Regions from separate parts of the Mus musculus genome. Here region 2 is linked to region 1. The links are chromatin loops, found by intact Hi-C in ENCODE. Cell type or tissue: gastrocnemius. All regions are shown on one strand.

Region 1 (5,000 bases):
TATGCCTTATTGCAAGTTTTATAAAAGTGGGTTTTCATGGTCGTTTTCCTTTTAAAGAATAGGTTTGTTTCCCTCTTGCTGTGGGCAGTGTCTCCCACCATGATTTGCCACCTAGATGTTCTAAACCTTTCCCTAGTGTAGGTCATCCGTGTCCGTGCAGCCTCCAAAGGAAGGGAAAAGAGTGGATGCCAAGGCCATCATGTACAGGGCACAGTCCCTGTCCCTACAAACTAGACTTCTGGTTTAAGTTCCCCCATACTAGCAGCACAAAGGACCTGAGTTACTCACCTTGTTGACTCCTGTTGGCTGAGAGGCACATCGTCACCATGGCTCAGTACCATGTTTTTACTGTCTGTTCCTTCTTCTATAACCCAGTCCCAAGCCAGAGCCTTTAAGCTGTCAATCGCTCCTAAAGTGTTGGAGGCCACTGTGCCTGCCATGCTGTCCGAGTCTTTCCAAAGTGCCTCCACCCCTGGCGTGGGTGGTGGCTTGGTGAAGGGCAGAGCCGAGCTGTCAGACTATCCCTGACCACTATTCGAGTGTGTGCTGGTTCATCGGACACTGTGTTAGTTACTGTTTTACTGCTGTGATAAACACCGCGCCCAAGGCAACTGATGGGAGAAAAGTTTGTTTGGAGTTGTGGATCCTTAGGATCCACAATGGGATCGTTCAGGCATGGAGGCTGGAGCAGGGTCTGAGGCCTAGTGTTATGAACTGCGAGCCCAAAGCAGAGGAATGTCAGGAGGCTTTGAACTCTCATAACCTGACTCCAGTGACACACTTCTACCTCCTCAGCCTCCCCAAACTGTCACCCTGTCACCAATAGGGACTAGGTACGGTACCTGGCAGGGGAGGGGCCAGGACATTCATCTCGGAGACCACCACAGGCACCAGCTTTCCCCTTTAGCCTGTCAGTGTGCACATCACAGAAGCGGTGAACTTAGCCTTTACCAGTGCTCACACGCAGCCCAACACTCCTCAGCTCTCATTGGCCCCCCTTCACTGTGCTCTCTGGGTTGGTGTGAGAGGGACTCACTTCACACCCTCTGGGGCTGTGTCAGCTCGTCTGGTTTGTGATCCTGACGCTGCATTGCTAACACTTTAATACCCTGGAGTAGTCTCATAAGGATGAGTATCAATAAACGGATCGATTGTTCAGTCAGTGGACATCCGGGAGGCTTGCTTCTCCTTTTCAACTTAAGAGTCTGGAATGCCAGAAACATTGTGTGCTGTTGTGGTTTGTGTGTAGAACATGTTGTTAGGGCATGTGCCTAGGCGTGTGTCATCCTTGTAAGAAGCCAGATGGTTCAGCTTTCTAGAACCTAACATACGTCTTTCCAAAGGAGACACACATTCCTGCAGGGCCCTGGGGCCCCTGGAATGCTCTCCTGACACTCTCCCAAGATGCTGTCGAGGAAGAACAGGATGTGACTCCAGAGGGGTTTGGAGGCCCGTGGGAGAGGTGAGTTGAGACCAGTCTCACAGTGTAGGTTCGTGATGGCTGCATGGGGAACGGGAAGCCTGTGGCAGGAAATTGGACAGATGTGGCTGTGGTATACGGTCAGGAAGGAAGGGGATGGAGATTAGCGGTAAAAGGTGTGTTTTAAAAGGGTGGATGTGCAAACAGTAAATTGGGGTAAGAATGGGGGAGATTGGAAAGTTGGGAGTTACCAGGTTTGAAACTTTGGTGTCTGAGAAAACTTTAAAGGTTGTGGAAAGCGAGCCTGGAAGTTGAGGGTCTGGTGAGAGGGCCTGGATTCGGTTGCTGCCTGTAGCTAAGGTCTATCTGTCTAGACTAAAAACCGACAGAGGCAAGCCAGTTGAAAGAAGAGACGAGACAAGAAGGGAGGTGTGCGGTGAGATTTTGTTCTTGTAAGCAGGGTTTAGAAGGATTCAGTGAAGAATGACAGGCCCTTTGTAGTAACACTGAGAGGGACTCGGTAGTGATTCTGTTTCTATACACGGGAGGCTAGGAAACCCCCCAGGGGATGGGAAGTATGGACAGTTTGTCCATAGCCAAGGGGTGCATCTCAGTTGCTCCATTGTTACCCCATAAAATAAGTCCATTTAGGAGGTGAGTTCAAATTTTTAATGTTCTATGTAAGTACTAAAAATCTACTTTTTTTCTGAAAAGGTGTCAAGTTTTAATAGCAGCTGTTACTTGCGGGCTACATTCAATCGTGCTTAAGAGACATCTTTATTCAGTTCTGTGTACCGATGGAAACGTTCTAAAGTTGAGGCAATGAAGCCACACAGAGGCAATCTGTGACAACAATCCAACCCCATGCTCTCTTTGTAATTTCCACTCAAGTCAATGCAAGCGCATGTGCACACACAACACACAGCCGTTCATTTTCAGAGCAGTGTTTTGATACGCTGGTGATGAGGATAAAATGGCCTACAGCTCATCTCTTCAGGGCAGTGTGGGGTCCCAGAGAGGAGCCCCAGGTGTGGCCAGGGAAACCCTGAGTGTGTGAACAGCTGCATCATTGACTTGAAATAGGAGTTTGAGCAGAGAGAGCAGCCGGTCCTTTCTGGGCTACCCCCATTACTTGCTTATAGCTTGGATTCCTAGAATATCAGTACTTTTTGTTGTTGTTGTTGTATATAAACCATATCTACTGCGCCTATTGATGTTTTGGGGTTTTGTTTGTTTGTTTGTTTAACCTTATCTCAGAAAGAAATGTGTATAATTTCCAAATGCCACCCTATTGAAAAAAAAGAGAATCAGAGGGTGGTGGGCGGGGGTGCGTTGAAGCCACCATGTGCGTCGAACTCTTCTGTGAATGCTGTGTACCAACCACACCTGGGTTCAAAGAGCCTTCAAAGTCACAAGCACAACTACTGCCTCTGTCACCAGAAACTCTTTGCCCCCAAATCCGGTTTCAGTGTTTGCAGGGTGCCTTGTAAGGTGAGGTGGGGTAGGGCTGTAGAGAGATGGGAGGTTGAAGTGGGGTGGGGTAGGGTGCTTCCCTTTTTCCTCTTGGAGCTCCAGTTTTGAGCCACTGAGCACTTCTCACCAGGAATAAATAAATAAATAAATAAATAAATAAATCTTATTGGAAAGCACTGCCACCTGGTGGGACATGGAAGCACTGCAAGCAAGCGGATGAGTGCAGGCGTCTGGCCATCTCGTGTGTGCTTGTGTGGAGGTGTGGCTGACAGTGCTGCCTCCCTCGACAGTACTGAGTCCGGAGCCCGGAGGACTGGGATTTTCCTTTGTAAGACTTGGGAATCTGAGGGCCAGGGACAGCAAGTGCCACAAACACATCAGCGATGAAGACCAGTCCCCTGCTTGAAATCAGTGCTGCCCTCCGCACACCACTCGCTGCCTGCCCCCACTGCGGTGCTGAACCAAAACTAGGTGGCAACAGTCTGTAGAAAGCGTCCTCCAGGCCTGGCGGTAGGCAGACATACCGCACGGGCACAGATCGTGTTCTAGTCAACGTGAGGTCCAGCTGGTCTCTTGTGTTGAAGGACCGGGCGTGTGACATAGGATGGGGAAACATCTACAAATAAGAAAATTCGACAGCCATGCTTCAAGTGTTCATCTTAAATTGCTACAAAGGAAAGGCTCACCCACAGTGCAGGTTTTAAGTGTGCACAGAACTACTCTGACAGAAGACTGCTTAACTTTACAGAGGTGGTGATCATCCTGTGTCTCTTAAGCATTGCATGAATATCCCAAGACTTAAGTTATCAGAGTAAGGCGCCATCCCAGCACTCAGGGGCAGGGACAGGAGGAATAGGTTCCAAACCAGCCTGGTCTGCATAGTGGGTCCCGGGCCAGCCAGGGCCACATAGCAAGACCCTGCTTCGAAGAAGCAAAATATTTAAAAGTGGGATAGTGGGAAGAACAAACAATCCAACAATCTGAAGCCCAAAAAATGGGGATGCAACAGCTCCTCTGAGTGCCACTCGGTGACCTACTATTATAACTACAGTTATTTAGTGCTCAGTTTTTGAAGGTACAAAATATTTTTTATTATTCACTTTACATCCCAATAACAGCCCCCTCTCCTCTTAGTACCCCCTCACACAGCTCCTCCCACCCTTTCTCCTCTGAGAAGGGGGAACCCATATCTCTTCTCTATCCCTACTCCCCTCCCCTGGCACAGCAAGTCACTGTACTGCAGGACTCCATGCACCCTCTCCCACTGAGGCTAGACAAGTGGCCCAGTTAGCGCAACCGGATCCACAGTCAGGCAACAGAGTCAGGGACAGCGCCTGCTCCAGTTGTTGGGGACCCTGCCTGAAGACTAAGCTGCACATCTGCCTCGTATATCTGTGCGTAGCGTGTGGTGCTAGGTCCAGCCCATGCTCGCTCAGTCTCTGGGAGCCCCCAAGGGTCCAGGTTAGTTGACTCTGTTGGTCTTCCTGTGGAGTCCCTGTCCTCTTCATGTCCCTCAGTTTTTCCCCCAACTCTTCCCCAAGACTTCCCGAGCTCCATCTAATGTTTGGCCGCAGGACTCTACATCTGTTTCCATGGGCTGCTGGGTGGAATCTCTCAGAGGATGCTTATGCTAGGTTCCTATCTACAAAGCATAACAGAGTATCATTAACAGAGCCAGTCATTGGTTGGCAGTTCCCCCTGTCTCTGCTCCATCTTTGTCCCTGCGCGTCCTGTAGGCAGGGCACATTTTGGATCAGAGCTTTTGTGGGTGGGTTGCTGTCTTTATCCCTCCACTGGGGTTCCTGCCTGGCTACAGGAGATGGCCACTTAAAGCTCTGTATCTCCCACTGCTAGGAGCCTCAGCTAGAGAACCCCCATAGAATTCCTGAGTCACCACTCTGTCCCAGGTCTCTGGCACATCCTAGAGATGTCCCCCTGCCCACGGCTAATTTCCAGTCACACACACATGCACACCGTGCTCCCTTTCCCATCCCCTGTCCCACCCAAATCCCTGCCTCCATCCACCTCTGATATCTATTTTACTTCCCCTTCTGAGAAAGATTCAAGCATCCTCCCTTAGGCCTTCCTTGTTCTTGCTAGTTGGAGT
Region 2 (5,000 bases), 150 kb before region 1:
AGAAAAATTATATGTAAGAGTATATGTAGCCTGGTACAGGTAGGGGCTTGAGGTTGCTGGGTGTACTGCTTGGAGGGTGTGTGTGTGCACAGTGCCTGCAGGTGAAGGAACCAGGTTGCCAAGTGCATTAACACAAGAGGAAGTGTATGTGTAGAACCAAGTTTCAATGGGGTCTCAAGCTTCAACGATCTCCTATGCCTGCCTCAAACCCAGGTACAGGTTCAGTGAGAGGCAGTGCTGCAAGAGAATATGACGCCTGCATGTACATGTTCAATACACACACTGTACATACAGAGAACATTGGATTGGTGAGAGTCACTGAGGAAATCATTAATAAATACATTTTATGAGCTTTAGAATCATATATGTGATTTGAAATCCCAACTCTGTTACTAGCAAGCTATGCAACTAGACACAAGATGCCTAGTTACCCACGTGCTGTGTAAAATGGGGATAATGATTCTATTATGCTTATTTCAGGGATTAAACGAAATAATGCATACAAGCCAGTCTGCAAAGTAGCTGCAGCATAAGTTATCAACAAGCAGCACTAGATGTTTGTGCTGCTGCTTGCAGGAAGGAGTGTGGTGTTTCCTTAAGGAGCACCAACTGTTGTGCGCTGGCTTAAGTTTTCAATAGCCAAGCACAGTGCATAAGGAGTCACAGTGCATAAGAATGCCATGTGCCTTAGAATGGGTTCTACTGAATGATCTATTGAATAGATACGTGTCAGGAAAGGAGAGTCCTGGACAACAGGTCTCAGAGAAAAGTGTATTGGTTTCTAGCAGGATCTGTGTCTGGGGAGACACAGGTTATATTATAGCAGGTCATAGCTGTTCCTTTTATGCCTGCTAAACAGAACAGAACAGGTAAAAAGCTAATGACATATAAATCTAAAGGTGTTTCCAACAAGTAGCAGGCCCAGACAGCCTTTGTGAGGACGAACGCATCTCTTTGGGGAGCTGGAGAGGTTGCTGAGTGGTTAAAAGAGCATATTGTTCTTACAGAGGACCTGAGTTTGGTTCCCAGCAACCATGTCAGGCAGCTCACAACTGGACTCTATCGACAGGGAATCTGACAGCCTCTTTTGGATCTTGTGGGCACCTGCACTCATGTGCATATTCCAACATACTGGCGTGCACATATGTATGTGATTTAAAAATAAATCAATTGTAAAGATCAGAGCAACAGAGCGAGACATTGTGCTCTCCTCTGGTGTGTGCCTGTCACTCACCGTGGTTCATGAAATGGGAATGTGAGAACATGCACCGTAGTGGGTTAGAACCTGTGGCTTGTATCTTCCTATTTCTTATGGACAGATGTATTAATCTGACCTTCAGTTCTTCTGAAGGAAATGGAGCTTTTCCATTGTACAACCAAGATGTAAGTTAAGGTGAGGTCATGCGGGAGGTCGGTGTAGCCCAATGCAATATGAGTGGTCCTAAAAGAAGAGTGGAAGGGACACATGTCATGTAAAGATGGACAGGCACAGAGGGAAGATGGTGAGGGGACACACTAAGGATGCCACACAACCTTAGGATCGCAGTGACCTGTGCACAAGCAGAGGAGTTAGAGAGAGCACCACTCACACAGCAACAAGGAGACAGACACAGAACACTCTCTCTAGAAACAGAGCAGCCACAATGGCACCTTCACCTCAGACTCTGGCTGCCTGTGTCAGGCTGCCAGCTGATACCACAGGACACAGCAGCTGTAGGCAAGTGTACTCTATTCCAAGAAGAGAAAAATTCCTACAGAGCTGAGTGGTGAATGTTGATCAGAGAGGGTTTTTGTTTTTCATTTTGTTTTGCACATGATTGTGTCATATATGTGTGTGTGTGTGGTATGTATGTGTGCTCCTGTCCACATGTGTGTGGGTGCTCGTGTGTGCGCATGCAATCATACATGGAAAGGCCAGAGGTTAACAGTCAGCTGTCTTCCTCACTACACCTTACCTATTAAGTAAGGCATGGTCTCTCATTTGAAGAGTTTGACAGCTCTGGGAGCCTAGCTAGGCAACTTGTTCTGGAGGTTGGGTCTCCAGTCTCCACCCACTACAGACTGGACTGCTACCCCAGGCAGAAATTACATGGGTGCTAAGGATCCCAAGTCACTTGAAAGGCAAGCACCTGAGCCACTGAGCCATCTCCCCAGCCTGCTGAGTTCTTGGTATCTGACATTCTAACCTTATGAAATTACAGAACTACAGCAAGTTGCCTCTTAACAGGAGGGTCTGGAGGCTGGAGGCCGTTCCTGCTGTACTGAACAGCTGTTAAAGTGGGAAACTCAGAGGTCCTGTGCAATGCTGACCTCACCAGAGTGGAGAAAGAGTGAGGATGCTCCTCTCTGATTGGATGAGAGTGTTTCTAAGACCTTCTGTGACAGGACATCTGTCTTCTACTTGCTTGAGGACATTTATGAATCTGGCAGTGCCTAATCAAACTGATAGAAACTTCCAGGCACTTCCCTTCCCAGGCAGCTAGAGTATATTCTCTCTCTCTCTCTCTCTCTCTCTCTCTCTCTCTCTCTCTCTCTCTCTCTCTCTCCTTCCCTCCCCTCCCCTCCCCCTCCCCTTTTCTCCCCTCCCCCTCTCCATCTCTTCCCCTTCTTCTTTGAAGAGTATGAGCATCAAGTTCCAGGGCTTTGAAATACCCTTGCTCATTTAGCGTGCACAGTCTTGCAGCCGGTGACCAGTATCTTCCTGATGGCAGAGGGCTCCCAAACAGCAAATCGCTTGTATGCAAGAACAGTTCCACCAGGTGGCGCCCCGTCAAAGGTTAGGCCAGGGGCCCTTGAACTTCACTCTTGCTATCTGAAAATAATCTCAACAAAATCCCAGAGCCAGTGACGCTTCTAGAGGTTGAGTTAGAAGACGTCGCTTGCCCTTCTCGTACGACCTAGTCGCCAAGGAGGCAGAACTTTCTACCGCTTTCCTCATTAAGAGCCTCATCTAGGATCAAATTCCCTCATCAGGCAACAAGTGAGAATGTTCATCCAAGCTCTTGTAGCCAAGGGATGACATAGAAGGTGGCTGTCAGTTGGGTTGGCCTGTCACTCTGGCAGGAATGGTGATCACGGGGATGCCATCACAGCACCTTATCTGATGCCACCCGAAACTGGCCAGACACAGAGAACACTCTGTGCTCATTACACCCTTGGAATACTCAGAAAGCAGCCAGCCCCCAAAAGGAGGATAGCTTTTTATATTTTTATACCATGACAGAAAAAAAGCGCATTTCCAGTTGAACCTCAAATACTCAAGACAGAAGAAGGAACCGAAGTCTGTCAAAATCTTTGTAGATGTGAACCAACTACAGGAAAGCAAGACAAGCCGCCAAGAAGCTTGGCCCGAGCCTGGGGACTGAATAGCAATGAAACAAATGTGGCTCTCCTGGCTGCTGATTCTGTGTATGTTAAAGCAGACTTGACCAAAAAGTTTGCCTTTTCTCAGTGACAAAGTTTCTTTGTACAATGGTTTGGTGAGCATCTTTTGTCATAAATTGAAAAAAAAAAAAGTTCTTTCTTTACTGTTCAGGATTAAAGCTTGTAGACTAAATATAAAGTTTCTTAGCAAAGGATAAAACACATAATCGATCTAAAATCAATAACCCTTCCTCCTCTTCTTGCTGACATTCAAAAGGGTTTGTGGGATGTTCTTAGAGATACCGACATAATTATCACACATTCTGTTCAAAATCAAAGCAAAATGCTGGTTTATGAGTGATGGAGAAGAGATCCAGGCTCTGTGCTGTTTCCCAGTGTACCTGCTAAGTGATCACAAAGATACGGTTTAAAAATGACAAAGTGTCCCACAGGGCTGCATCCTCAAACTGGCAGCGTCCTTCAGTCCTTCCAAGGCAGCTGCCGTCTCTGGTCCTTCCCAGGAACACTGTGAAACAGGACACTCTGACCTCAGGGGCCTTCGGTTTCCCTGTGTCCTATTCTCTTCTTTGCCATTGAAATCGCAGGCCCTCAGCTTCTTTTCTTTGCTTGTTGCCTTTATCAAAACTTCATCTCAGGGGGAAGAATTACCAGCAATTTTAAGATAATGGAATTCAGCACTCTCTTGCTTCCCCTCCTTCTATACTTTCACAAGTGTCTTCTTTGCTTGTTCATCACCAAGAAGGTCTTGAAAGCCTCGTGAGATGCAGGGATCTTCAGCTGCCCCTGAACTCAGTTCAAAAGACAGGCCTGCCTTGTTCTATTCCAAAGATCAGCACAGGGAATCCCATCCCTGGGTGTCCTGGGAGTCCTGGGAGTGATCCAGTCAACTCACAAATGTCACCCTGGTTAGAAACACTCAAAGCCGCACCTCCAGGAGGAGAGTCAGGGGTCACCATTTTCTGCTTTATGTCTCTTGAAGCCCAGAGTTTTGGGATAAAGACATTGTTTTCTTGACAACATGGCCATGAGAGTCATGGCAGAGAGCAACTCTCCAGGACTATGTACGCAATGACCAGCAGCACATGTGCATACACAGACTCGGCATCATACATGACCATGATAAGCCGTGATCGCTTGGGATGCGCTGGAACTCCTGTAACCTAACTCAGAAAGCCAGCGATAATCCTTTTCAGTCCAGGGTTGGAGCTTGGTAATCTGCCTGTGTTCTTGCTTCTTGCCAGGAGAAAACTCAATGATGTCCGGGAGATAATGAAACCTATCGGTCCATTCAGAACACTCACCGTGATGCTTTCTGCTTAAAATTGCAAGACGGCAGAAGCCAATGACTAAGGATGGGGAGGAAAAAGCAGACGAAAATAAAGATGCACAGATGACCCCCAATATTGGACTGATCAGGCATGAACACGAAAGTAGATTTCCAATGGAAACTTACACCCAGAAAACTATATTCTATGGTATTTTTAAATACAAAGTATAATATTAGAACAACAAAAACAAACAAACAAACAAAATCAAAAAACTAAAGGTAAGAACTTTGGAGCTATTGAGATGGTTCATTGGGTAATCATCGGGCAAAGGAGCTTGCTACCAAACTT

The links. Hi-C counts contacts between places; a loop is a spot of excess contacts. Peaks named below come from ENCODE experiments on the same cell type or tissue, not always from the same donor. Only the 100,000 strongest peaks of a DNase experiment are listed, where the experiment ranks them.
Region 2: a loop joins it to region 1, with 9 times the contacts of the local background. A loop is called at or near these places in 32 of 42 quality-filtered maps.

What each region holds. Positions count from the first base shown.
Region 1 is chr1:106,034,079-106,039,078 of GRCm38, forward strand. No RefSeq gene overlaps it. Among named protein-coding and RNA genes, the nearest start is that of Zcchc2, 46 kb to the left of the region's middle. In gastrocnemius, a CTCF peak has its summit at 3,098 (motif pointing left); a DNase peak (open chromatin) is centred at 3,092.
Region 2 is chr1:105,888,476-105,893,475 of GRCm38, forward strand. No RefSeq gene overlaps it. Among named protein-coding and RNA genes, the nearest start is that of Gm41926, 27 kb to the left of the region's middle. In gastrocnemius, a CTCF peak has its summit at 2,766 (motif pointing right); a DNase peak (open chromatin) is centred at 2,757; H3K4me3 peaks cover 247 bases; H3K27ac peaks cover 1,269 bases.